Regions from separate parts of the Homo sapiens genome. Here regions 1, 2, 3, 4, 5 and 7 are each linked to region 6. A link is a loop called in an ENCODE intact Hi-C map of the cell type or tissue named here. Cell type or tissue: mammary epithelial cell. All regions are shown on one strand.

What was found. Hi-C counts contacts between places; a loop is a spot of excess contacts. Peaks named below come from ENCODE experiments on the same cell type or tissue, not always from the same donor. Only the 100,000 strongest peaks of a DNase experiment are listed, where the experiment ranks them.
Region 1: a loop joins it to region 6, with 10 times the contacts of the local background. A loop is called at or near these places in 29 of 110 quality-filtered maps.
Region 2: it touches region 6 in a loop (9-fold over the local background); 101 of 110 quality-filtered maps call a loop at or near these places.
Region 3: it touches region 6 in a loop (2.4-fold over the local background); 2 of 110 quality-filtered maps call a loop at or near these places.
Region 4: it touches region 6 in a loop (6-fold over the local background); 30 of 110 quality-filtered maps call a loop at or near these places.
Region 5: it touches region 6 in a loop (4-fold over the local background); 47 of 110 quality-filtered maps call a loop at or near these places.
Region 7: it touches region 6 in a loop (6-fold over the local background); 30 of 110 quality-filtered maps call a loop at or near these places.

The regions. Positions count from the first base shown.
Region 1 is chr12:52,141,325-52,145,324 of GRCh38, reverse strand. No RefSeq gene overlaps it. Among named protein-coding and RNA genes, the nearest start is that of SMIM41-AS1, 25 kb to the right of the region's middle. RefSeq lists an enhancer at 505-1,322. In mammary epithelial cell, a CTCF peak has its summit at 1,631 (motif pointing left); a DNase peak (open chromatin) is centred at 1,564; H3K27ac peaks cover 1,590 bases.
Region 2 is chr12:52,868,238-52,872,237 of GRCh38, reverse strand. No RefSeq gene overlaps it. Among named protein-coding and RNA genes, the nearest start is that of KRT78, 21 kb to the right of the region's middle. RefSeq lists enhancers at 1,650-1,699, 1,203-1,703, 1,704-2,204 and a silencer at 1,810-1,889. In mammary epithelial cell, a CTCF peak has its summit at 1,577 (motif pointing right); a DNase peak (open chromatin) is centred at 677; H3K27ac peaks cover 1,799 bases.
Region 3 is chr12:52,440,828-52,444,827 of GRCh38, reverse strand. No RefSeq gene overlaps it. Among named protein-coding and RNA genes, the nearest start is that of KRT75, 8.5 kb to the right of the region's middle. RefSeq lists an enhancer at 1,517-2,716. In mammary epithelial cell, a CTCF peak has its summit at 1,893 (motif pointing left); DNase peaks (open chromatin) are centred at 1,987, 3,037, 3,427 and 3,797; H3K27ac peaks cover 3,079 bases.
Region 4 is chr12:52,154,714-52,158,713 of GRCh38, reverse strand. No RefSeq gene overlaps it. Among named protein-coding and RNA genes, the nearest start is that of KRT80, 35 kb to the left of the region's middle. In mammary epithelial cell, a CTCF peak has its summit at 1,770 (motif pointing left); DNase peaks (open chromatin) are centred at 1,303, 1,753 and 3,073; H3K27ac peaks cover 3,314 bases.
Region 5 is chr12:52,979,366-52,983,365 of GRCh38, reverse strand. No RefSeq gene overlaps it. Among named protein-coding and RNA genes, the nearest start is that of EIF4B, 25 kb to the left of the region's middle. In mammary epithelial cell, a CTCF peak has its summit at 2,334 (motif pointing right); a DNase peak (open chromatin) is centred at 2,305.
Region 6 is chr12:52,581,331-52,585,330 of GRCh38, reverse strand. No RefSeq gene overlaps it. Among named protein-coding and RNA genes, the nearest start is that of KRT74, 9.5 kb to the right of the region's middle. RefSeq lists a cis regulatory region at 208 and an enhancer at 124-293. In mammary epithelial cell, a CTCF peak has its summit at 2,154; DNase peaks (open chromatin) are centred at 2,250 and 3,750; H3K27ac peaks cover 1,647 bases.
Region 7 is chr12:52,371,001-52,375,000 of GRCh38, reverse strand. No RefSeq gene overlaps it. Among named protein-coding and RNA genes, the nearest start is that of KRT85, 5.5 kb to the right of the region's middle. RefSeq lists enhancers at 461-630, 2,138-2,307 and a cis regulatory region at 2,222. In mammary epithelial cell, a CTCF peak has its summit at 2,266 (motif pointing left); a DNase peak (open chromatin) is centred at 2,250.

The DNA of each region.
Region 1 (4,000 bases), 440 kb after region 6:
GGAAGCTGCTGGGACTCTTCCCTCAGCCTCAGCCTGAAGTCCTCCTGCTGCAGTCACTGTCACAATGCTTCAGGGACCCTCGCAGGCAGGCCCAGGTGCCCCAGACTCACCAGGCCCGCCCAGCCCTCTCTCACCCCCTCAGCCTTCAAGCCAAGGTGGGCTTGGTAGGTCCTTTCCTTGGCCTGCCACTGTCCTGTCAGAAGCCCAGCCCATGGAGCAGGGGCCCCACGCCCCCACCGTAGTGGGCAGGGAAGACCCAGAGAGGTCGCAGTGTGGCACTTATCACTCAATGGAGCTGGAACATAACTCTCACCCTGCAGCAGGCCTCGGCCAGGCCGGGGCTCACCCCCAGAATCCCAGACAGGGGCAAGGGGTGTCTGAGGACAGTGGGAGCTGGGGAGAGGCAGAGGATCCAGGGATGGGTAAAGGCCAGGCCTCTGGGCCAGGGCTTCCCCAGATCTGCGCCAGGAAGTTCTTCTAGTCATCTAACCTCGATTCCCTACGATGCAGTCCAAGAGGAAAAGGAGATTCTCCTCCCAGTGAACCTCTCCCCTCCAGCTGCCATCCAGGCCCAGGCCCCGGCCCCTCTTGCCTGCTGACCACTCGGGCCCCTAGCCCCACCCCAGCTGGTCTCCCTGCCTGGGCCCCGCCCTCCACTACGGGCTCTTCACTAACGGTCAAGGCCCCAACACTCAGCCATCCCACCCAGCAGCCTGACCCCCACAGATCCTCACCACACCAGACCGCTATTGCTGTCAGGAGGTCCCACATCTTCCACCTCCCTGGTTTTGCTAGGCCGCCCATGGCCTGGAGTGCACTCCCTGGTGAAATCTTGTCTTTCCTACAAGGGGAGCGTCCCCTCTCTGAGCCCGGACCACTGTGCTCTGTGGTCTGATGGCCCTTTCCCCGCCCCTACCCCACAGCTTTGTGGTGGGCCTCTGCCACCCTCCAGCCCTCCAGCTTCCTGAGGGCACAGCCTCTCTGGGCGCAGCTCTTGCTGCCTGGCACAGCTGTGACACCTCCATCCCTCCTGCTACTGTGTGGAGGCCAGGCCCTAGGTGCTTCCCACTGTCCCTTCAACAGTCCTGCAACATTGGTGTCCTTCTCCCCATTGTACTTACAAGGACACTGAGGCTACAACCGTTTTAGGGATGAACCAAGGTGAAGAGTGGGGATTACACCTCAAAGCTCGCCCTCCAAAGGAGCCTGCTGAAGATCTGCCTCCAGTGGGTGATGAGGTGGGGAGCCCTGGGGAAGGAGCTGGAGGGCAAACGAGGCCAGGCCCAGCCTTTCACCTATGTCCAAGGAATCCTACCGTGAGGTCCCCAGGCTCCACAGAACCCACACCATGAACTCTGCCCACACCACACACACACACACACACACACACACACACACACACACACACACAGCTAAGCTGCATGTACACACCCACCCAGCTCCTGTACCCCCACACCCCGAGGCCTGTACCCACACACAGACGTGCTCCTCCCCAACCCCTCTCCTGGCCTTCTCCACCCACACCCAGACCTGCCGGGCAGGCCAAGCAGGCCCAGCTGCCGGGAGAGGCTCCAGAGGCTCCCCACCCCCACTTGGAGCCAGGATGCTGGGGTTCTGTGGGGCAGGAGCGCCCCCAGCTGACAGGTGTGGGACACATAGGGGACAAGGACCCAACCCAGGACCCAGACCAGAAAAAAAGAGTCCTCCGTGCCCCAGACCCCCTGGCCACCCACTGCTTCTAGAACTTACTGAGCACCCAGGCCCAAATTAGAGGGCATGACCCAGGGGAAGAGAAGAGAGGAGGTCAGGCCTGGCACCACGCTAGCAAAAACACAGTGGCCAGAGGCAGGCAGCGTGGCCAAAGTGTAGATGTTGCCTCGGGCTCAGTGATGGAGGGGCCAGGGGCTGGAGATGAAGAAAGGATCTCATGCGACTCTCAGGTTTCTGGGACTGGCTGGCTGGGGAGACCAAGGGGCTGGGAAGGCGGCTGAAGAGCTCATCTCAGACATGTTGGGTCTGAGGGACCTGAGCAGCTTCCTGGTGGAGGCCAGCAGGAGGGGGACACTCACGTCTGAAGCTCTGGCTAGTCAAGGGACATGGCAGGGAAGCGGGGAGATTCCTTATGGCCCACTGTCCCCCTGTCTGGCCTCTGCCCCATGCTCGTGCAAGTCTTCTCTTCTCAAAATGGGCTTAGTGCAGATAAGCCTCTGCTAAGGTCCCTTCCTGCCCTTGTGCTTGTCATTACCCGCCCACCCTCTCTCCACCGGGCCTCAGTGCCCTGCAGAGCCCTCCTGAGGACACACACTGAGGACACAGGTTCTATCAACTCCCATTAATTGAGCACTTACTATGTGCTAGGCACTTTGCTAAGGAGGTCACCAGCCTGAGTGAACATGGGGTCACTTTGACATCAATGCCCAAGTCAGAGAGGCTCCTGGCCCTCAGCTGCGTGCTGCAGGGCCTCAGGTAGTCCCTCAGAAAGTCCTCCAGTTAATTTCGGGGCCCCAGGAATACTGCCCTATAAGCAGGAGCAAGCCTGCACTGGCTGTGCTCTGCTTCCCTGCGAAGACACCGCTGCCTCCGTGGCATGAGAACTCTGCTCTGGAGAGCACCCATCCTCCACCCATGGCCAGCTCAGTCCTCAGCCCTCAAAGCCTCAGTTGTCTGTGACCGGATGCTGAGGAGGAGGGATGGGGAGCAACTCTTCCCTCTCTAAACACCATGCCCCAGGCCCTGAGGCCACACTGTTTAGGCCAGAATCTTAGAGGCCTTCAAAAACAAGTCTCCCTCATTCCCTGGTCCCAATCTCCTTAACCTCTAAGGGTCCCCTCTTGGCAGCCCTTCAAGCAAGCAGGGCTGACACTGAGCCTACCCTATCCACTGTCTCCCAGCCCCCTTACTCCCCAAACACCTGCTACACAGACCTCCAGCCTCTTCCACCAGTCCAGACACCAAATGCACCAAATACACCAGATATTATCATTACTGTACCCAACACTTTACTGTATGCTCTAGACTATGCCATTCCCTATATTATCCCTATAATAAGGACAACTGAGGAGGAGACTGAAGGTCAGAGAGGTTAAGTCATCTACTGAGGTCACACAGGTAGATTGGAACCAAGGCACATGCAACCCCAACCCTTCAGGGTAACGCCTGAATCCCCAGCACTGCTCCATGGAGAAGCCGCAGAGCCCGGGGGTCTGCACTCTCTTACCCCTATGCTTGCACTCATGCCCACAGGCTGTCTAGGCCCCAACCGGCTTCCCCCAGCCCTGCGCCCACCTTTCCAGACCCGGCTGCCTCGTGCGTCCTCATTGAAGCCTTTCCCCACACCCTCTGGCTGAGTGAGGTGCTCCTTCTCTGTGCTGACCTCTAATGTGACTCTTTCCTTTCTCACTTTAAGAAAAGTGAGAAAGCATCTTCATTCTAGATGCTGCAGATCCTAAAATACTACTGTGGACAAAGCCCAGATCCCTCCTCTAGTAGGGCTTACCTCCTGGGTGAGGAAGAAGGACCATAAAATAAAAGAACACTGTGAGGGCCGCTATGTGGGCATGCAGCCCAGGCAGCCACCCAGGGTCCCGCTCTGCTGCCTGGGAGTTCTTAATAATTTTTAAATGAAAGTCCCCACATTTTCATTTTGCATTGAGACTACAAGTTATGCAGCCAGTCTTAAAGACAGTATGTTAGGCGGCAGCGGCTATGGAGAGAAATAACACAGGAGAGGGGAATGGAGGGGCAGGAGGAGGGATCATACATTTAAGTAGTGTGGTCAGGGAAGGCTTCACTAGAAGGTAATGTCTCTGAAGACCTGAAGGAGGCGGGAGAGCCAGCCATGTGGTTGAGGGTGGGAGGGGTGATGGATGGAGAGAGCATTGTGGGAGATGGGGGCTGAGAGCCTGAGAGGCTCACATTAAGACCTGGCTTTCCTTTGCTGAGACCAGAAGACGCACATCATAGCATAGTGGGGCACATAGCAAAGTGACATGACCTGATT
Region 2 (4,000 bases), 290 kb before region 6:
TCCCAGCCTGATAGGGGAAGAGAGTGTCAGATCCAGGCAACAGTGGAGCAACTGAACACACCAGGCCAGGAGGCTGGCACAGATTCTGGGAGGTTTATCAGGCAGTTGCCTGCAGAAAAGTTTTGAGGGAGAGGAGGGGCATGGACAGTCCTCTGGACTGTGGGGCGAGGGGTCTTGAGGGAAGGTGCCTGAGGCTTGCTCTGTCCCCTTCATAGAGTAAACTTGCTGCTTCCAGTTCCGGGGACTAGATTCTGGGGGTTGGCCATAAGATATCAGGTGACTCTTTGCTTAGAATGTTGAGTACAACTGAAATGGCCCAAATGCTTCACCCAGGCCTGGACCTGATGTAATGTCCTGTAGTATGACCTCCAGGGCTGACCCTGGCCAAGCTCAGGGGCTGGTCTCCTCGGGGGAGCTGGGGAAAGCGGTGATTTCTCTGATGCCTTGCCAACCTCCATTCTCTTGCTCTGAACCAACTCAGTCCAAGCTTCCCAGGGGCCAACTGACTCTCAGATGTGACCACGTCCTTCCTGAGGGTCCTCCAGAAGACTGAGAAGCCTTCTCAAATGCCCAGGCTTTCAACAACCCCCTTCCTGACTCTCAGATTTCGTGCCCCTACTCTCGCCCCCAGGGCCTGGATGAGTCAGAATGATGGGGCTCCCAGTTGGCAAGACTCAATTTTGCTGGCTGGGAGTTTTTTCAGGGTGCTAATTAAAAGGAGCCACCCAGAGAGAATGACTTCACTTGTTCACACACACACCCTTCTGCCCTGCCCTCCCTTCTGCCCCCATTCACACGCTGAGCCAAGGCAGGGGCGGTGGGTGGAGGGAACCCAATGGCAAAAGTGTGAGCATCTGTGTATGTCAACAAGCAAACTGCAGGCTCAGAGCATTTTTGACATTTTTTTTCCCCTTAGTCAAATGTTGCAGTCGCTGCATTTCCTCTGCTGTTTCCCTCCCGGCTGAACTGGACAGGCAGAACTGCCTCTGGGTGGGAAGGGAACTAGGTGTCTCCCAGTGGGCCCCAAGTAACGCCACTATGGTGGGGATTCCCTCCCTGGCCTGACCTCAATCCCGCCAGCTGCAGTCTATTCCCACCGATGTTGTCCTCTGTGGATGGGACCCCAGCTGGAGAAACCTTGGTGGGTCCACCTTCAGTACAGGCTATGTGAGGTTCTCTCCAGTCCCTCACAATCCTCTCTGTTCCCTAAATTCTTCCCCAGTTAAAATCACAATCCCTTCCAGTGCTGGGTGGCAGGATGGGGCTGTGGCACCCAGGGTAGGCACTGGTGCAGGTCCAGTGGTATCTGGATGGTGTTGCTGATGGCCTGGAGCCCCCAGATATTCCTGCTTTGATGCTTGGTACAACCCACATTGACCCCCTTTGTTTTAGCTAATTGGGGCAGCTGTGAGTTTCTGGATTCTATCTGGCCCAGGTCGGTGGACTGCCTTCAGACTCCAGGGTGCCAGGGAGCATAGGGCGTGTTGGAGGTAAAAGGGCCAGGCTGGTGCCGCCCTGGGAGCTGGGGGGAGCCCGAGCTCACCTCTCCGCCTCCTCCCTCCATTCTAGGATTGCCCTGCAGGGGTCGCCCTAAGCCAGGCTTCCAGGCGGCCAAAGCACCCACCCTTTTCAGACTCCGGGTCCTCCCTCAGGCTCCTTGACCCCCAGACTCGGGGTTCTCTTCTCTCTGTGGGGTCCCCTCAGCCCTTGGGAATCCAGGAAGTGACATGAGGAAGGGACAGAGACAATGTGTGACCCAGAGGCTCTGAAGCGACAGGAGTGACAAGTGTCAGAGCACATGCAAATGACATGCAAATGAGCCTGGCCAGTGCCAGAGGGTGTCTGGGCCCAGGCACTGTCTCCAGCAGCCCTGCAATTGTCTGCCTCTTCTCTACCTGTCTGTGTGCGTTAGGGTCCGTTTCTCTGCCCCTCCCCACAAGTAACCAACTGCGCCAGGCATGTGCTAAGTACTTGGAAACCTCAATTGTCACTATAACCCATGGCAGGGACCATTATCCTCATTTTTTCATATGGTTTCTGTATGGCTCCCATGGGGTTGGATTAGTGTTTCCCAGTCTTCCTGCCCCCTACAAATTAATAGGTGTTTAGTGAGTCTGAAAATAATGTAACGGGGGCCCCACCCCCACCACCTAGAGAGCAGAGTTCCTCTGAGAGGTCCCAGAGAATGGGGACTCTGGGCTGTGGTTTGGCACAAAAAGACTGGGGCAGAGGGTCAAATGTGGGAGGGGGATCTAGAGAAGACATTTTGACTATTTCCCAGCTTCCATGGGGCCACCTATCCCTGCCTGACCAGGGTCCCTGGACCTAGTCCTTCTGTATATTGACTTTGTCCTTTCAGAGATGGCTGTAGTCACCTAACTTCAGTCCCCTTTGTGGCAGCACCAGCCTATTACCCTGTGGTGGGTCAGGCTTGCCAAGAAACTTTTAAAGGGGGTTTGATGTAGTTCTGTGCCTCCCTCTTGCAAAAGGCCTTCATGAGGCCTGGGGGCTTCAAGTGACACTTTTCCCCTCTCCTTTCCGGAATAGAGCTCCAGAGACCTGGAAGGGGCTGTGGGGAACTGACGCCCTGCTCCTCCTTGCATTTGACACTGCTTCTTCCTGGCACTTAGCAGGGCCTGGGGAAGCTGGGATGGGGCTGGGGGTGGTGGCCTTAGGTGAGGTTTGCTCTGTCTCCTCCTCAAAGTGATGTGCTCCAGCCCCAGCTGGCACTTTCATTCCAGTTTCCTCCTCGCACATTCTTCATTTCCCCTCCCCTGCTGTCTCTGCTGCTTTCCGCACCTTCCCTGCTCCCTGCCCATCTCCTGTCTCCTGAATCTCCAGCCAGGTGCCCCTCTTCTCTGTTCCCCCTCTGGGAACCTTCTTGGCTGGTCACTCTGGAGTCCCACTGAGTTTCTCTTCCCTGGAGACCCTTGGGGCTTGAGCACTCCTCTCTGTGGCTGGGAATGAGGTGGCTCCAGGAATGAAACCCTGGCACGTTCCAGAGTTTGGAGGCTCTTGGTTGCTCAGGAAGCTCCCAGCATGTACACTCCTTGGGGTCTGAGGCCCCTGGCCCACCACTGGCTTTGAGGCAAATGGCCCAGGCCTCCCTGGGGCAGTGACAGCACAGGGAAGTAGGCACTTGGGCTCAGCCACAGGCCTCCTTTCCACCATCTCTGCACCCTATTCCCTCCCACACTGCATGCAACCATGCGCCTGCCCTCTCAATCAGGTGGCACAGAGGCCTGGCCCCCCTCCTCATCCCTTCTTTCACTTAACAATCTCTCTCCCTTTCTTCCCGAGGCCCCTTACACTCCCCTTCACTGGAGCCTTCACCAGCTGCCCAGCCCATGGCTCTGCTAGTTGCCCCATCTGGCCTGAGTGCATTCTCTCTTTGGATTCCTCCATCCCCTCTGGTGGAGGGGTGGCTATTCCAGCTGGAGAACAGACAGATGCAGGCATAGACCTGAGAAATGCTTTACAGATAGTCCTGGGTTCAGATTCTCACTCTGCCACTATTGGTTGTGTGATCTAGGACAACCAAGCCTCAGTTTCCCCATCTATAATATGCGATTAATCAGAGGTATGCTATGTAAAGCACCTGGCATGTAGTAGTTGAACATTAAGTGATAATTCTACTTCTTTTTTTTTTTTTTTTTTTTTTGAGACAGGGTCTCCCTCAGTCTCCCAGGCTGAGTGCAGTGCAGTGGTGCGATCATGGCTTACTGCAGCCTCAAACACTTGGGTTCAAGTGATCCTCCTGCCTCAGCCTTCCAAGTAGCTAGGACTATAGGCATGAGTCACTACATCCAGCAAATTTCCTTTTTTTTTTTTTTTTGTAGAGACGTGGGGGTCTCACTTTGTTGCCCAGGCTGGTCTTGAATGCCTGGGCTCAAGTAGATTCACCTGCCCTGGTCTCCCAAAGTGCTGGGATTACTGGCGTAAGCCACTGCACCTGGCCTAATTATTCTTGATACATATAATACTACTGACAACTGAGACA
Region 3 (4,000 bases), 140 kb after region 6:
ATTTGATGCCACAGCAGAGACTCTTTCCCATGCGTCACTACTGTAGTTGAGGTCTGGCCTTCTTCCCATGGTTGTCTGTGGGTGAGCAAACGTCTTGCCACTGAGTAGGTCATTAGCAGAAGCTTTGGAGCGGGAGGAGACTTTGGGGAATTAGTGACCCCCTCCCTTTCTATCATTGCAGTCTAGAGTTTGAAGTCAAAGGCATGGTGGAAGCAGAGCGTAGGAACTGCCACGTTGTTCAAGTCCCAAAAGCTGTTAGGACAACTTCCCAGTGTGCCAGGCAAAGTCATTCTCCCCCCTCAGGTAAAAAGCTCGAGGACAGCAGGCTACTGGCAGGGTCCCTCACTACCCTCAAGTGAAATCCAGATGCTTACCCTCTCTGAGAGGCCAGCTAGATGCCAGCTGGCTTGAGACTTGGAGCAGGCATCCCAGTCTCCTGTGAATAGGGTTGTCCAGACAAAATAGAGGAAGCCCAGTTAAATTTGTTGTGTTTTTTTTTTAGACATAGTCTCATTCTGTCACCCAAGCTAGAGTAGAGTAGTGCAATCATGGCTCCCTGCTGACTGGACTTCGCAGGCTGAAGTGATCCTCTTGCCTCAGCCTCTTGAGTACCTGTGACCACAGGCATGCACCACCATGCCTAGATAATTTCTTCTTTTTTGTAATTTTTGTAGAGTTAGGGTCTCACTATTTGTCCAGGCTGGTTTCAAACTCCTGGGCTCAAGTGATCCTTCCACCTCAACCTCCCAAAGTGCTGGAATTATAGGCATGAACCACTGCACTGAAACCTCAGTTAAAGTTGAACTACAGATAAACAACAAAAATTCATACGTCCTAGTATCCGTGCCTTTCATGTGTTTCTACAGTTTCTCAGGATTCATCCTGTGGGAGGAAGATAACAGCCCCAGCTGGTTCGCCATCTTGCCAGGACAAAATACTAATAGTGATTAATTCTGAGGAGTATGAATTTGGGTAATTGCTATTTTCATTTTCATACTTTTCTGCTACATAAAGATCAACATCCTACTTTTTCCACCATTGAAATGCCATTTTTATTACATGCTGAATTCATACACTTTATCTTCTGTGTCATTGATCTCTTTGTCTGATCACACCACTGTGATTACTAGATCTTTATATTACATGCTGCTTTCTCTATTACTTTAGGGTCAGTCTCTGGTGCCTTATTTTGTCCATTTGGTGAGGTCTTTTCCATGAACATCCTCGATGCTCAAGGATGTGCAATGATGTCTGAACCTGCAGAGAGATTTTGGACTGTGGTTGGGTGCAGAATATCTTGTGGGGGGATATGAACAGGTTACCTTGTATTCTGCCATCTTGGTGACATTCACTCTGTTATTTACATGTTGGTTTCTTATACAGCAAGTCCTACTCATTGTTTGTCTTCAATGTTTTCTGGTTATTCTTGTGCATTTTGTTGTGTTGTTATTGTTGTTGTTGTTGTTAGGTATCCCTAGGCATCTCAGAGTTTTTGTGTTATGAGTTAGAACTCCTTTCTCCTTTCTCTCCATCACGTTTTCTAATTACTGAAAGGTAATGCATGAAAATGATTGATTTCTGTACCTTGGTCTTGTACCCAACTGCCTTGCTAAACTTTATCTTCATTTTAAAGATGAGGAAACCAAGCCTCAGAAAAGTTAACTAACTTGGTGGGTAAGAGGCAGAGCCAGGATCCAAGGAACAACCTGCCTCATCTTAGGAACTCTGCTCTTCTGCATTGCTAGGGAGGTGTGGTCTTACTCAGGGAATCTGACTCCATCAGCTCCCACTCTGGCCCCAGGAGGGAGGGAGAGTGCTGCCAGCATGAACAAGATGAGACTGACCGCATTCCCCACCACTCCAGTCTTTCCTTGCTTTGCTTGCCCTCTAGTGAAGGAGCTACTGCTCTGGGTGCTAACAGCAGACACCAGAGCTGGCTCCTCGCCTAAACTAGGCATCTACTGGACGGTGACATCAGCCAGTGCAATGCTCGCCCTTTAGCCTGGAAATTCCAGCCCACATTGGGAAAAAGAGGAATGCCTGCTTTTCCCCCAAGGTGGCTCAGCCGACTGTTCTCTCCTCCCCCAGCTCTGGACTCCCTCCAATCTTTGCTTTTGTCTTTCCTTACCCTGGGAGCCTATGCTAGTCTCTGAAGCTTTATTTCCCCTACTTTGACTTCTTGTTCATTCCTCGGTGATGAGAAAGTGATGAGTGAACTGTGACTGTCTTTAGCCTGTGTTACCTATGCCTTGGAAAATGTCTTCAAAAGTTCATTATTTGTTCAGAGGTGCCCTATATCACTCAGCAACCCCGCAAAGTCACTCAGCAATACAGTTTAAGATTACCTGTGGCATAGCAGGGTCCTGAATACTTCAGAACAAATTAAAAGAGGGTAGGTACATTATTAGATGCATGTTGAATTCAACTGAATTATGTGCTTACCTTTGAAAAATCCCTCTCACCTGGCAGAGCCAGAAATATACCCATGAACACGTAAGCACACTCCACATAAACCAAGAGGCAAGGGCAATGGATGCAAAGAATGAAGGAACATGAACAATGGCAGGTCCAACTTCAGAGGGGCTCTGTGGGCATGTCCCTTCCGGGGGAAATTTTGAAAGGTGCAGGGAAACCCTATTTCCATCCTAAATCTGTAAAATACCATGATGCCTAAAGAGCATTATCAGGGTAGAGAGTATAGGTGCTTATCTTAAAGATTTTTTTTAAACTTCCATTTATTGCAGAATCACACCCCCTAAATCATTCCAGGAAGAATCTACAGAAATCTCTACAACTTCCCTTAGAAGCATATTTTTCTGTTCACCATTAGAACATAGAAGTCCTCAATGGAATCCTTCTTGCCAATTAAGTTTACTCCCTGATGGTAAGAGCAGCAACGACAAAGGAAGACATTGGTCTCCCGTCATAGCTCCTTCCCCCTTTGTTCCCACCTCTGTTTCCCAATTCATTGGTCATTTTCATTAGTCTCTGGGCTCACCCCAGGTTGACTAACTCTTGCTTAATAAACCAGTGCTGAGGGGTGAATGAAAAGCACTTTCAGGCATTTCCTTTAAAGGGAATTCCTCTCCCTCACGGCCAGATGGGAGAACAGCCGGAATATCCACAGGTAGGATCATGCAGAGGTCATCCTGGCGTCTGCCTGTGGGCCTTCTAAGCCATTTTACCCTTTTCTGGGAAGGGAGGAAAGTGGCGTCCTGGCTGCTCGGATGTAACCTGCATCACAGACACAGCCCTGGTCTGTTCAGTGGAAACTATCTTACTCATGACATGCCGGTCATATATCTGGTTTTACACTCTGGAAACCCTCCTCCAAGAGACATGCCAATCAATTGCACTTTGAACACACACAAAGAGAGCTGGCTGATTAGAAGAGCCCTCTGCTGAGTCTTCCTTCAAAGAGATTAATTCTTTGTCAAGAATGAGTCATGGGCCCTAATTTTTCATTCCCCTGCGTCGGGGCTTTCAAATATCTACACCTCTTAAAGCAGAGCAGGAAGAGGTTTCTGTTCTCCATTTACACTGAGTCAGTCACTCCTAGCATAATGGCTCTCCTGACCTCATTGTCATTGTCACCATCCTCATCATCAGTGTGTGCTGATTTAGTGCTTACAGGTCAGCTGGGAGCCATGCACCTCAGAATGAGGCAAGAATTCCTAGGCCAAGACTGGGTGCCAAAGGGACCTGTCCTCTCAAGATCATGGAAAACACAGCTCCATGGCTACAGAAGTTCTCATTCACGGAAACACACAAGCAAACAATGCATCACCCGGATGCCTCATGTCAGACACAGCTTTACAGAGACAAGGCAGGAATGCATTCAGTGATCCCATCTGAAGTGTCTGTGGGTGGATCCACTCTGATTTATCCCTGGGAAATGTTTAGACCCAACCAGCTACCTCAGCCTCACCTCCTGTGCTTAGCGCTGCTTCCCGCCATGCTACTGTGTGTGCCCGAGATGGGGCATCTGGAGCCAGCAGGA
Region 4 (4,000 bases), 430 kb after region 6:
ACCCCCGACCCATCATTAGCCCCCGTCAGGAAGAGGGGTGTGCCACTGCAAGGCCAGCACTCAACATTCACTTGACAAACATGCATTGACAAATATTTATTGATACTTACGATGTGCCAGGCACATTCTAGGCCCTGGGGATACAGCTGTGAACAAATCTGCCCAAATCCCAGCCCACATGGAGTTTATGTTCTCATGGGAAGAAAAAAACAAGGAAGAAATATATTCATGTAAAAGACATAGCTGACTAGACGTTGATAAAAAGTGCTATGGAGAAAACTAAAGCAGAAAGAGCATAGGGAATGTTGAGAGTAGGGTGATTAATAGGGAGGTCAGGAAAAGCCTCACTAAGAAAGGAACATTTTGGCCAGGCGCAGTGTCTCACGCCTGTAATCCCAGCACTTTGGCCGGCCAAGGCGGGTGGAACACCTGAGGTCAGGAGTTCGAGACCAGCCTGGCCAACATGGTGAAACCCCGTCTCTACTAAAAGTACAAAAAAATTAGCTGAGTGTGGTGGCAGGTGCCTGTAGTCCCAGCTACTGGGGAGGCTGAGGCAGGAGAATCACTTGAACCCAGGAGATAGAGGTTACAATGAGCTGAGATTGAACCACTGCACTCCACCCTGGGTGACAGAGTGAGACTCCATCTCAAAAAAAAAAAAAACAAGAGATGAAGAAACAAGCCACGCAGAAGCCTGGGGAAGACCATTCCAGGAAGAGAGAATAGCAAGGCCAGAGGCCCAGAGGCAGAACAGCAAGGGCAAAGGCCCGGAGGCAGAACCTGCCTATCATGTTTGAGGACTTGCGAGGAGGGATGAGGGGAGAGGCGGGGGGTTCAGCCTACACTAGGCCTCAGGGGCCACTGTTGAACCTCAGCTTTGACTGAATGAGATGGAGGGTTTGGATCTGACCTCTGCAGTAAGAGGCAGGGGACCACAGCAGTACCATAATATCTGGACTTTTCTCAGCCTGCATTTGATAAGCAATAAAAGAGGAAAGGGCCTTCCCTGCCAGTCTCTGCCTTTTGTCCCATAATTTCCACTTCAAATAATCAAATGGGGGGAATAGTGATCATTTTGTATCCCAAGTATCCTAAGATACTCCCCCCGTTAGAATGTTAGCTCCCTAGCAGTGGCAGGAGCCACTGAGTGTGACTTGATCATTACCATATCCCCAGCGCCTTGCAGTGGACCTGGCACTTAGTAGATGCTTGGAGAAATGTGCAGACATACCAATGACGGAGGCTCTGGCAACCTCTCATAACCTCCAGGGTGACGTTGCGTGTCCAGGCCTGAGCTGGACACCTGGAAGACATTGCCCCATTCAGGAGAGCTCAGGTCACCCAGAGGCAACGCTGAAGTCAGACCTTGAGCGTGCCTGACTCTAGAGCCCTTGCCTTCCTTCCCCTCCTCACTGTCACCAAGAGCCAACACCCCCTGCCTCCAGAGGGACATGCAGGCCAGTGTGGTCACTCTCACCTCCCTCCGGCTCATTGGGCCCGGAATGTTCTCAGAGGGTGAGGGATTGTCCCTGTGTCTGTCCTTCTGAGGGTCTGTGAGTCTGTTGGAGAGGGCCTGTCCCTCTGGGGAGGATGTGTATATCTGGCCCTCTGGGAGTCTGCCCCTCATGTTGCAAAGTTCATGTTCCTCCACCCTTTCCCCGCAGGTGGGTCTGTGCCCGTGGTTCAGCCCTACCCTCCCCACTCCCATTCCCACCTGCTTGTTCCATGGCTCCCCACCATCTGCAGGCTCTGAGCGCCCCCTGCTGACCACTGCCTCATCTGCACCTCCACGCCCAATGGGGAACCAGATACCTATGGCCTGGGGTCTGGGACAGTGCAAAGAGCTGTTCCTGGGGCGAGGTGAGAGGATCGCTTGAGCTCAGGGGTTCGAGACAAGCCTGGGCAATATAGTGAGACCCCATCTCTATCTAAAAATAAAAATAAAAAATAAGAAAGAGGTAAGTACAGGGGGCAGGATTAGCCTCCTTGAGGCCTCTACCCCTGACTGGGGGCTGAAAAACACCTAGGCCCGCCTCCACACCTGGCCTTAATCTCTTTCATCCCATCCGCCACCTTCCTATTCAACACTCATCCCTGCCAATCCTACCTCTCCCCAAGCGCCCCTCCTTCGAAGTCCCTGTACCACCAGCAAGGCCATCACACATCCTGCTGTGACACTGACTCAGTGGGACTGACATGCAAATAGATTCCACACATGTGGTGAGTCAGGAGCCTGAGAAGGGGACACAGGCTGAGTGAACTGGAGTGAGGTCAGCCTTTGGAGATGACCACATATACCTGGGGACATGGCTATCTGCAGATATGAACACACATATGCACAGCCTATGCACACACCTACTCACAAATGCAGGCACACTGTGCACAAGCATATGTTCTTATGCATATGTTCACATGTGCACACATACAACACATACATGTGTACCCAACATACGTGCATTGTGCAAACATAAGTGCAAATGGACATCTGTGTGCACACCTCCATCCCTGGGCGGAGACATCCACGCCTACATGCAGGTGTCCTCAACAGGCGCAGGCAGACTGAGGCCCACCATCAAAGCACACATCCGCACATGTGCATACACATAGCCCTTGATCAGTGCTCACATGCACACACGTCCACAGGTGCCAGGAGTATAACTGGACTGAAGTCAGACAGACCTCAATTTGAACCCTGACCTGGCTTTATCACTCAGTTGCTCTGTGACCCTGAGCATCTGCAACTTTCAGAGCCTCAGTTTCCCCACCTGTAAAACTGGGTAATAAGGATGCCTGCCTATAGGGTTGGGAAGATTAAAGGAGACAATACATGGAGCAGACCTGCAACACAGACCTGCAACACAGCTAATGCCAGCAAGCATTAGCTGGCAGAACCCCAGCCTCAGACCTGTATATAACTGTGACTATAAAGTAATGAGAAGGGTCCCCTCTGGGGCGTGAGTCCCCCAGCACAGGCACACACATACACATGCACACACACACACACACACACACACACACACAGAGGCTGCTCTGTGTTTCTGCTGTTTACAAAGCTGCCTAGCTACGACCTGAGATCAGGAGCATGTGGGCTCACTTGGGAGCCCCACCCTTCCTCCCCAGCCTGTCAGAACAGGGCCTAGCGGGGAATCCTGCATTCCTCCTCCTCTTGGCTACAGCCTTTAGGGGTACAAAATGGAGGCCTTGGAGTCCTACTTCCCCCAGGCCCCCCCATAGGCTTTGCCCTTTTGCAGTGGATTGTGGCTGCTTTAAGGAGCTCCCTGAGATTGGGGGAGACTAGGGTCCCCCTGGAGGCTCTCCAGCCTGCCTGACAGTCCTCTCCTCAGCTCCATCCCCCTACAAGCCCGTGGCTGCTAAGACCATGTTTCTGGTGGAGGGAGGCCCACGGTGTCCCACCACATACTCTCCCCATGACCTCCTGGAAAAAGGAAGATGGCCAGTGTCCTCCTCTCCCGAGGATGCTAAGTCCCCTTGCAAAACCCTGCCCTGACAGGCCACTGCTGCCCCAACCCCCATGGCCACCCCAGTGCCTAAGCACTGAGGGAGAGGAGTTCCCTGTCGTGTACTCAGAGTGGAGAATAACTTGAGCTGATAAGCTAACTCTGAAGACCTTCCAGGGGATCAGGGATAGCCACATGGCCCCACGTAGTTTCAAGGTCAACCCTCGAAAGTGTAGCTTTCTGGCTGGGTGCAGTGGCTCATGCCTGTAATCCTAGCACCTTGGGAGGCCGAGGCAGGTGGATCACCTGAGGTCAGGAGTTCGAGACCAGCCTGGCCAACATGGTGAAACTCCATCTCTACTAAAAATACAAAAAATTAGCCAGGTGTGTTGGCCCACACCTGTAATCCCAGTTACTTGGGAGGCTGAAGCAGGAGAATCATTTGAACCCAGGAAGTGGGGGCTGCAGTGAGCCAAGATCACACCGCTGCACTCCAGCCTGGGTGACAAAGTGAGATTCCATCTCCAATAAAAAAAAAAAAA
Region 5 (4,000 bases), 400 kb before region 6:
TTCTTGCCTGACTCAGGGTGGAATCCTCCTACCCTCCTACCTTTGTTATGCTACTGCCTTCCTTACAAACCCCTGTTAAAGATCAAGTGGAATAATATTTTTAAGGGTCTCAAATTCAAATACTGTCAGGGTTCAGATAGGCAAGTGTGCGAAGTGGTGTAGGTCACTGGGAGTGGTGCAGACTATGGAAGATTGAGGAGTGCATGCCCTGGCTAGAGGTGTTCACATGCAATTTTTATCCAGGGAGTGAACTGACAGTTTGTGATACTCAACAACAAATAAATAATTCAAACTTGGATCTGGTCTGACTTCAAAGCTTTTTCTACTATGTCATTTGGTCTTGTCCGAAACCCTAGTTCCCTTTTTCTTTTTTTTGAGACAGAGTCTCACTCTGTTGCCCAGGCCGGAGTGCAGTGGTGCGATCTCAACTCACTGCAACCTCCGCCTCCTGGGTTCAAGCGATTCTCCTGCCTCGTCTCCTGAGTAGCTGGGACTATAGGCGTGCGCCACTATGCCTGGCAAATTTTTGTATTTTTAGTAGAGATGGGGTTTCACTGTGTTGGCCAGGCTGGTCTCGAACTCCTGACTTTGTGATCCGCCCACCTTGGCCTCCCAAAGTACTGGGATTACAGGCCTGAGCCACTGTACCCAGCCTCTCTTTTTTTTTTTTCCTTGAGATGGAGTCTCACTCTATCACCCAGGCTGGAGTGCAATGGTGCAATCTGGGCTCACTGCAATCTCTACCTCCCGGGTTCAAGCAATTCTCCTGCCTCAACCTCCTGAGAAGCTGGGATTACAGGCACCTGCCACCACGCCTGGCTAATTTTTGTATTTTTTTAGTAGAGATAGGGTTTCGCCATGTTGGCCAGGCTGGTCTCCAATTCCTGACCTCAGGTTATCCGCCCTCCTCAGCCTCCCAAAGTGCTGGGATTACAGGCGTGAGCCACCACGCCTGGCAGTTTCCTTTTTCATAACATGGGACCACTTATACTTACCTATCTTGGAAAGCTTAGGGATCATTTATTTCAAATCCTTAGCACAGTACCTGCCACACAGTAAGCACTTGAAGAGTGGTAGTTCTGTATAAAAGAGTTCATAGGCTGGGCCTGGTGGCTCACGCCTGTAATCCCAGCACTTTGGGAGGCTGAGGCAGGTGGATCACGAGGTCAGGAGATCAAGACCATCCTGGCTAACATGGTGAAACCCTGTCTGTACTAAAAATACAAAAAATTAGCCGGGCGTGGTGGCACGTGCCTGTGGTCCCAGCTACTCAGGAGGCTGAGGCAGGAGAATCACTTGAAACCTGGAGGCAGAGGTTGCAGTGAACCAAGATCATGCCACTGCACTCCAGCCTGGGTGACAGAGTGGGACTCTGTCTCAAAAAAATAAAAATAAAAAATAAAATAAAATAGTTCATAAACTGCAAAGCATTATATAAATATTAGGTATTATTATAAAGACATAGGTCGGGCGGGGGTGCAGGGGCTCACACCTGTAATCCCAGCACTTTGGGAGGCCGAGGCGGGCGGATCACGAGGTCAGGAGATTGAGACCATCCTGGCTAACACGGTGAAACCCTATCTCTGTCTAAAAATACAAAAAATTAGCTGGGCGTGGTGGCGGGTGCCTGTAGTCCCAGCTACTCGGGAGGCTGAGGCAGGAGAATGGCGTGAACCTGGAAGGCAGAGCTTGCAGTGGGCCGAGATCGTGCCACTGCACTCCAACCTGGGCTACAGAGCAAGATTCCGTCTCAAAAAAAAAAATAAAAAAAAAAATAAAGACATAGGTCGGGCATAGTGGCCCACACCTGTAATCCCAGCACTTTGGGAGGCTGAGGCGGGTGGATCACAAGGTCAGGAGTTTGAGACCAGTCTCAAAAAAAAAAAAAAAAGACATAAACACCAGATCAAAGACTGTGTAAATAGGACTGAGCCAATCTGGAGAAGCATTGTGCAGGAGGCAGCATGAAGGAGGATGAGAGGTGTGTCAGGGCAAGGGCAAATAGGGAAGGACCAGGAAACCCAGGGGGACACATGCCTGACATTCACAGGGCCAGTTCCTCGACTCCTGCACCATGATCACTGCCATTCTGTCTGTGCCGCTAGCATGGCCCTCCAGAATGAACTGCAAGCTTGCTTGAGGCTCTGGAGAGCTCTTACGTCCACTGACGTTGTTTAAGCTCCAAGAGGCTCTGATTCCATGAACTCTGCCAATGAGAAGGTTGAAAAGAAATTGGAAGTCAATGTGGATGGAGCAGCCGCCTATTAGCAAATTTGGCCAAATGGTGGTGCTATAAGCCAGAAAATCAAAGCCATTCTAGTAGCCAGGATGACTGGAACAATGGTCTCTGCACCTAGAAGGCCACCAGGGGGCAGAGGGAGGCAAGACTGCTTTTCTCAGGGACAGCTGGAGTCACCAAGTCAAAAAGGCCATCAGTGCCGGACGTGGTGGCTCACATGTGTAATCTCAGCACTTTGGGAGGCCGAGGCTTGAGGTCAAGAGTTCAAGACCAGCCTGGCCAACTTGGTGAAAGCCTGCCTCTACTAAAAATACAAGAAATTAGTCGGGCATGGTGGTGCGTACCTCGGGAGGCTGAGGCAGGAGAATAGCTTCAATCCAGGAGGTGGAGGTTGCGGTGAGCTGAGATCATGCCATTGCACTCCAGCTTGGGTGACAGATCGAGACTCCATCTCAAAAAAAAAAAAAATGCCATCAGAGTCATTTAATAAAACAAATGGCTATATTGATGCAGTGCCAGAAATAAAACAGAATAACTCAAACAGGTGCAGATCTTGCTATGAAATGCTTAAAGGGATAGGAGTCATTACAAAATGCTTAAAGGGATAGTTCAAGGGAGCTCTGCAGCCTCATCCCTTAACCTGCCCCCCTCACCATACAACTTGTTGCTATAAGTGTCACCCTGTCGCCATGGCTTTTCCTCCCTTCCTCTGTTCCCATACCTTCCCCATACTCATCAAGCTCCTTCTGTATACCAGAGCATTTAGCCAGAGCCTCGGAAGGTGAGGGAGAGATCGCTGATGAGGAGGTGGGAGGGAGCTAAGGGAGGAGTGTGTGTGTGGAGTGAATGGTGTGGCTGGAGGCTGGTCAGCAGGGGAGACTGCAAAAAGAGGAGCTGGAACACAGAGTCAGGGCACTGGCCATGGAGTCTGGATGCTTCCTGGGTCACGGAAGGGTTTTAAGTAGGTGAGGGATATTATGAGATCTAGTTTTATCTATTTATTATTTATTTATATATTTTTTAGAGGTGGTCTTGCTCTGTTGCCCAGGCTGGTCTCAAACTTCTGGGCTCAAGAGATTCTCCCACCTCAGTCTCCCAAGTAGCTGGGACCACTGGGCCTGGCACACATTTATTTTTATTTTTATTTATTTATTTTTTTGAGATGGAGTCTTGCTCTGTCACCCAGGCTGGAGAGTAGTGGCACCATCTTGGTTCACTGCACCCTCTGCCTCTTGGGTTCAAGTGATTCTCCTGCCTCAGCCTCCTGAGTAGCTGGGACTATGGGCACCTGCCACCATGCCCGGCTAATTTTTTTTTTTTTTTTGGTAGAGATGGGGTTTTGCCACATTGGCCAGGCTGGTTTTGAACTCCTGACCTCAGGTGATCCGCCCACTTTGGCTGGGATTACAGGTGTGAGCCACCAAGCCCGGCTGAGATTTATTTTTAAAGAAGACCATGTTGGCTGGTGTGTGGAGGAAGGCTGAGTGGTTACTGGTGGCCATGAGAAGACTTTCTGTTAGGAAGATGTTGCAGTGATAGTACAGAGGACAGATGCCTACAGCCTGGATGTGGGGTGTGGATGGGGAGAAAGGAATAGATTTGGACTTACTGTGGAAGTAGGGTTATTAATTTATTAGATCCATAGGGTAGACCAAGAGAGAAGGAGGTGTCAAATATGATTCCCAGGTTTCTGGCACAAGCAATTAGATGGATGGTGTGTCATTTACTAAGATGAACAAGAATTATGAAGCTGGTGGGAGC
Region 6 (4,000 bases):
ATACAGATGTTAGAGCTTCCTCATGGCTTCCTGCTCTGGTTCTCAAAGCACCCATGGTTGAGCACACTCACTGTCTGTGTAGCGAGTGGTCTTCCCTTCATTCTCCCACTGTCTCACTCTCCACCACCCACCACTCACTCCCCAGTCCTGCTCCCACACAATGGCCCTGTCTTCCTCTTCTTTTAACCAACTTCCTTTTCACCCTAACATGTAAGGCCTGTGTGTATATATGCTTGTAGCCTCTCTATCTAAGGTGTATATGAAATAGTGCTCAATTAACAAATATTTAGTGAGCTAGGCATTGCTCAGGCACTGGGAATACCAGAATAAACAAAATAGGCACAGACACTGGCCCCATAGAGGGAGAGTGAAAATATGCACCTACCAAAGCAATATATAATATGAAGTCAAGCAGTGTTAACTACTATGAAGAAAAATTCAGTGGAGTAAGAAGCTGAGAGATTCAAGGATGCTCTTTTAGCTCTGCGTGTGTGTGTATGTGTATGTGTGTGTATGTTTGTGTGTGTATGTGTGTGTTTCTGCAAGAATGTTTGTTTCTCAGAGTCAGTTAGCACAGTTGATTTGAAAAAAACCCTTAATGCGAGACCATCTTTCAAGTGCAAACCTCGTTTGAGGATGGCATTCAGAGTGCCCGAGATCCTGTCTCCCCCGTGTCGTTTCCCACCTTATTCTCCAGCCTTTCCCCATGCAGGCCAGACTTTTCACACCTGAGGGCCTTTGCACATATCATTTTCTCAACCTCAGATGTCCATTACCCGTGATGGACAGCCTGCGCACCTGTGTGGCCTGGCTGAGACTCCACCACCCACATTTCTGTGGTGCCTGGTCCCTCCAGGTGGACCCATCCATCTTCAAGCATTACATGAGAAGGATCAATACAGCTGTGGCCCAACACCTCCCTACCCCACACCCCCATTCTACAGGCAGGCAAACCGAGTCCCAGATGGCTGAGTGACCTGTCCATGTTCACACCACTGGTGAGCAGCCGGGGCTGGACCAGTGGCTTGTACACTCACAGCCCTGTCCTGAGCCTGTGTTAAAGCCGGCACTCTATTTTTCTGGTGTCATATCAGCTGCTCACATGTCTGTCCCTCACTCCATGCCCTACATCCCCTTGTTCCAGGGTCCGGCTTGCAGTCAGCACTTTTACCATGGGAATGCATGCCTTAGTTTAGCCCACCTTCCCTGGGAAAAAGAGCTGGATATACACACAACATACCCATGTCTCAATTGTCTGGTATGCAAGTGATATGACATATTTGTGTTAATAAATTTGTGTCTTATATGCATTTGTGTGCAGGCAGTCACTCAAACTGGGACACTTTTGATCTAAATAAATACTAAGGTGGATCCTTGGACAACTGGCAAAGCCAGGACTGTCAGATAAATGGTCCCCTTGGGCCTAGCATAGTGGCAGAAGAGTCATATACCTAGCTTTGAATCCTAGCTCTTCTAATTGCCAGTAGTGGCCTAGTGCAAGATCCTGCCCTTGTAAAAGAAGATAAATACAAGCTGGCCATTATGAAGTGCTTTCTGTTGCCAGAAACTGTTCTCAGCACTCATTCTGGTAAGCACTTTATGGCTGGTAACTCAATTAATTCTCCCAACAATCTGACATGTATTATTTTTATAAGATGCGATTATTATAATGTCCATTTAACTTGTGAGGATATTGAAGCTCAGAGGAGTTAAGTAACTAACCAAATGTCACCTGGTTAGTAAATGGGAGGATCTGAATTCCAGTCTGATTCTGGAGTCTATGCTCCTGGCTTCGACACCTCCTTACCTTTCAAAGAACTCACCTTAGAGGAGATCAGAGAATAGGAAAAGAGATAAGGGGAGTAAAACAGTGCCTGGAACACAGTCTGACACCTGTAGATGCTCACTGTTATTACTAGTATTTTTAAAGCATACGTCTGTGTTTGCTGGCTGTGGGCTGGTTCATGTCTGAGAGGTGTGGACCAACAGCAGGACTTTGCCCAGAGACCTGGCCGAGATGGGCTAAGTGAAAGGTGGAGGGCACTGGGTCCATTCACTAAAATACATTCCTATCTGTTCACTGGCTGTTCATTTCCAAGCAGGGGAAAAACCCTCGGTGCCTCTATTTTGTGCACACACTGCCCTCTGCCATTGGTCCTGGATACTGCACTTTCTACCCCTGTGACTCTGGAGGAAAGACTTCCCTACAGCAGAGAGGGCGTGGGATGACCCTAGACAGGCTCTGCGCCCCTCGCGGAGCTGCCAGTGGGAGGGGATGCTGTTTCACTCCCTGGCATGCCCAGGCTGGCCCCAGCCTCTGTGTTGCCTGGGTCTGACTCCTGTCTCCTCTTCCTCTCCTCTCTGGCCTCTCCTCTTACAGGAAGGAGGAGGGGGCAGGGGCTGATGCTGCCTGCTGCCTGAACCTCCACACCTCTTATTAGAGAACCTGAGGCCTTCAGACAGCTTTTCCTGAAAATCTTGGTGCTGATCCAGAGGTCCTTGGAGTGAGGGCCCCCATGACTCAGCTGAGACCCCCTCTCCTAAGCCCTGCCTGCACAGTGTGCAAACCCCTCCCTCCTCTGAGAACTCTTTCTTTCTCAGGCAGTAGATGAGCCAGGCATGGAGGCACTGGCAAGGCACAGCCAGGGGGCTCCATAGGAAGAAAGGCCTGAGAGAGGAACACAATCTGGAAAGGCTTCCTGGAGGAGGCGGTAACAGGGATGTGAATTGTTGGAGACAGGGAGCTTGTTAAAGACTGCTTAGGTCCCATTTGGCAGCTGCTCTGGGGTTTGAGCCGCCCTTTGCCAGCTGTTTCCAATCTCCATCTCAGGGGCTCTGCCACTTCTGCCACCTATAGAGTGGCAACTACACAAAGGACAATTGTTCTGCACTGCCCCTCAGTTCTTACATTCACATTTAGCAAAGCTTCCAGGAGCACCAGAGATGTTGAGGGTCCCTCCTCTCCTGCAAACCAGCTGCCATTGGCTTGTCCATCCCTCCTCCCCGGTAAGTCGTCCACGCTGCATCCCCGTTTGGATGCAGGCCCCTCTTAGAGGGCTTATCCTCGAAATCCCTCCTTCTTGCTTCCAATTCGTCCATCTCCAGGAGAGATTCCAGATTCTTCTTCCTGGAACTCCAGATGCAGCTCAAGTTCTAGATTAAAGCTGCTCCGAGCTCAGGAACTGAACCATAGCGTGGTGGATATAGGACTGAAAGGGACCTTAGAAGTCCAGTGTGGAGGTACACACATTTTGCAGTCGGCCAGGTGTGGATCTGAATCCTTTTGTTGATTTGTTTCTTTTCCCAGTTATAACTGCAATGTGGGCAACTCAGTTTCTCTGCTCAATTTCTCTTTCCTCACTTGTAATGTGGGAAAAACAAGAGTATTTACCTGACAGGTTGGTGTGAGGATGAAATGAGTTAAAATGTGCAAAAAGCTTAGCACAGTGACTAGTGCAAAGCAAGCCTCGTCGAACCTGAGGCACACCTGCCAGGCTAGCTTCTGGCTCCGTTCCAGTCCCATTACATTCTCCTCCAGCCTCCCAGCCCACATCCATTTCCAGAAGGTTCTCTCTTCCTGGAAGGGCTGCTGGTTCCTCTGAGCCTTCTCCTTGGCCCCCTGTTAAAACATGCAGCCCCCACCCTTGCTCCACGCTGCCCCTGTTCCTCTTCCCTGAAATAGGAGCCACCAGGACCCAGGACCTGCTTTCACCGGTTCTCACTTCCAGACGGGTTTCCCCATGATGTGAGTCATTCTCCCCAACTCTTGGATCTGCAGACTCCTGGCTTATTTCATAACCTGCCTCCTGAACCCACAGCTGTGTGTCCAACCTGATAGCCCTGCATAAGACACCACTTGCCTCAGCGGGGGCCCATGACAATGGGAAGATGGAGACTTGGTCTCCTGGTGTCAACATCTCCTGCCTCCTTTTCTGTAGGAGAGGGGGATAGAACTTTCCAAAGGGGCTGGCTGTGGTCTTGGCTCCAGATGGAGGAGCTC
Region 7 (4,000 bases), 210 kb after region 6:
TAATATCAGAAGACCCTTTCTCTGCAAAAATAAGAATAATTATAATAATAAATAAGTTTTTTAAGTCATAGATCAAAGGAAAATATATTAATATCTAAATAATCCAAAGAAGATAAAAAAGAATAGAGAAACATCAGAAAGGCCAAAAAGAAAACAAATAATAAAATCACAGACCTTAAATAAAACAATATTAATAATTACATATAGCATAAATGGTCGAAACACACTGTCAGGGAGAAAAAGCTTTCCTTTACCCACTTAGTTTTAGTGCTTGGAGTCTGTGAATTAAGATGACCAAAGACAGATTAACAGAAGGAAAGTTTAATGCCTACTGTCACTGTCTTTGGTAATTTGTGTCACTTTCAATCAACCTCATTTACTTGACATTTATAGAGCACACCACCCCAAACAGAAAAGTATACATTCTTTTCAAGTGATAATAGGGAACATTCACCAAGATAGACCTTGTAAATTATGTAGCCAGTCCTGCCTGAATAGCTCTATATCTAGTAAGTGTGCACTGAATGTACAGTTTTAAACCTTCCCACAGAGAAGAATTCAGGCCTAAGCATTTTCACTTGTGAATTCTACCAAACATTTAAGAAAGAATTCAACCCAAACTCTTCCAGAAAACATAAGAGAAGGGAAAACGTCTCAATTCTTTTTGAGACCAGCATTACCCTGCACCAAAACCCAATGACATTATAAGAAAAGAAAGCTATAAACTAGTATCCTTAATGAACAGAAATGAAAAAATCTTCAGCAAGGCATTAGTAAAGTAAGCACAGTAACAAATGAAAGGATAGTATATCATAACCAATGACAGTTTAGCCTGGGAATGCAAGGTTGGTTCAACTTTCAAAAGTCTATTAATGTAATTCATGATATCAACAGACTAAATAGGAGAAACAGTATAATTATCTTGACAGATGCAGAAAAAGCATTTGACAAAATTTAACATCCATTCTTGGCTTAAAAGAGAGAGAACTCTCAGCAAACTAGAAATTGAAGGGAACTTTCTTAGCCTGGCAAATGAAATCTAAAAAAAAAAAAACCTACAGCTGACAGCATACTTAATGGTAAAAGACTGAATGCTTTCTCTCTAAGATTAGATACAAAATAAAGAAGTCTGCTTACACCACTCTTAGTATTGTACAAGCTGTCCTGGCCACTGAACTAAGGCAAAAATATACAGGTTGGAAAGGAAGAAATACAGCTCAGAAGTCTTCATTTTCTATATAGAAAATTCTAGGAAATCTTTATTTAAATATCTACTAGAGCTAATAAGTGACTTTAGGAAGGTTGCAGGATGCAAGGTCAATATACAGAAATCAATTGTATTTCTATACACCAGCAATGGAAATTAAAAAATTGTTGAAATATCATTTCCAATAGTACCATTTAATTCCAAAGGATAAATACTTAGGCATAAACCTTTAAAAAGTATATGAGGATCTGTATGCTGAAAACTACAAAACATTAATGAAAGAAATCAAAGAAAACTTAAATAAATAGAAAGATATACTGTGTTAATGAGCTGGAAGACTCAATATTATTAATATGTCAGTTATCTCCCAGAGATGACATAGGGGTCAAACCCATGGACAAGGGCACAGGCAGACCTGAGTTCAATCCCAGGTCTTCCACTTACTGGCTGCGTGACCAAAGGTAATGAGAGGTAACAATAATACCTAACATATGTTGAACTGAGTAGTGTTCCAAATAATTCTCACAGGTTAACTCATTTTATTCTTTCAATATCCTTAGGTGGTAGGTGCTTTTATTATTTCCCATTTGACAGATGACAAAACTGAGGCCCAGAGAGGTTAAATAAGTGGTGAGGCACAGGAGCTCTGACTCCTGAGCCCATGCTCACCACCACTGTGCTGTTCTGCCTGTCACGTAATCTCAATACGCCTCTTGCCTCATTTGTAAAATGGAAAAATATGTCGTACCTCAAAGAGATGTGGGGATGACATGCAATGGTAATCCAAGGTGCTTGGCACTCAACCTGGCCCACAGTGGGTACACAATTGCTTCAGTAGTGGTGGTGGTGGTGGTGTTTCTCTTTTGTCAATGAACAATAGCTTTGTCAGCAGCTCAGCCACTCCAGTACCAACCACAGGTGGATGCAGAAGCGTCAGGGACTGTCTCCAGCTTCCAAAGATCTGGAAACCAGAGCCAGCTGCAGGCAGATCCCTGGCCTTCTCTGCTTCTGCCACGACTGAACTGCTGCCAGGCCAGCTGTGGGAATTTGCTGCCCTCTTCTGGCCACCAACTTCGGACAAGAAGGCGTAGGAGATTTTCAAAGCAGGCTACCAGCAGGATTGGCTTGTGCAATATAGCAAGGAGAGGAGGGAGCTTAGAGTCTTGTAAAACCATTTTGTTTTTCTCCAGATTTGTAATTAGGACACAAACATAAAAACAATAAGTAACAGCTTTTAAAAATAAATCTATCTCCTTTCTCACCAGCCCAACCCAGCCGTTTTCACCGTTCTGTGTTCTTTGTCTCCATGGGTATTCAGAAAACCACAGCCTTGAAGCAGGAAAGAGCCAGGGAGGGGTCTTAGTCCCATGGCTTTCAAACTGCATGTGTTCCTCGGGGCTCAAGGGCCAAGGCTTCCCACAAGCTGTCATTTTCTGCCAAACCTCAAATATCTAAAGTATCCAAGATAGCCATTCATTTATACATTCATCAGTCAACAATATTTACTGAGCACTTACTATATTCCCAGCACTTTTCTAGGTGAACAAAATGAACAAAACAGACAAAATCTCTGCTTCCATGGAGTTTACTTTGGGGTGATGGGAAAAACAGACAATAATCCACAAATAGAATAAATAAGTAAATTCTGGACTGTGTTAAGTGTGATGGAAAAATAAATAAATAAGAGCAAGATAAGCTGGATGGAGAGTGCCCTGGGGTGGAGGGCAGGTTGCCATTTTTTTAAAGGGTCAGAGAGATGGTATAGGGGCAAAGCCCTGCAGGAGGCAATGGGCAAGCCACTTGGATGACAGGGGAGCATTTGGGTGGAAGAGACAGCAGGGCACAGGCCCTGAGTCAGGAGTGCACCCTGTCCTGGTGCTCCAGTGGGAGGTCACTGTGGTTGCTGAACACAGGGAGACCGGTGACAAAGGCCACAACACAGACAGGCAGTGCAGGGCCTTGTTGGCCATTGTTAGGACTCCAAGCAAAATGGGGAATTGGGTGTTTGAGCAGGGTAGAGACATGATCCAACTTATGTTTTACGGGGCTTACTCTCCTCGGCTGAGAATGGAGTTGGAGGGCCAGGGGCAAACAGGGAGACCAGCATGTCAATCTTATCTATTCTATAACTACATAAGTAAATACATGGCTTTATATAGCTGTTTTCCTCCTAGGATTTGGGGAGATGGCTCAACTGCCAAAAAGAAAAGAAAGAAAACATTTCAAAACCATTCATGCAGTACATTCCTGAAATCAGAGGCTCTGTAACGACTGAGCCACTGCTCTGATCCCGAGTAACCATGGAAAACAGCAAAGCACCAGGGAATGCTGCCAATAGGAAGGCACGTGGACAGAGTTCGGGAGGAGAATGGAGTTTCTTGGAGTTGCCGTGGAGCAGGCCAGGGAGCAGCTGTGTCAGCTGGGCACGGAACCCCGCCATGACACACTGGAGAACGTAGAGTTGCTCTGACCCTCCTTTCTCTCACTTAGGGTCCCTGAATCATGCCCAAGTCTTGTGAAAGTCAAAGAGAGGGAAAGAGGGCTAAGAAGAGCCTCCAAGAGCTGCGTCTCAGCAGCGGCAGTGGCGTAGCCTTAGATGCATAATAAAAGTGTGGCCAGCAGAGGCAAAGGGCGGTACCCAGTTTGAATCAGCTGTGCAGGCCTTGTCCATGGGGAGCCCATCAGGACTGACTGAGGGGGACCAGCCCACTAGGAGGGATGGGAAGACAACCCACAAGAGCCCAGGCAGGCACAAACACAAAACTGGGAGGACAGACAGTGCAGGATGGGGAA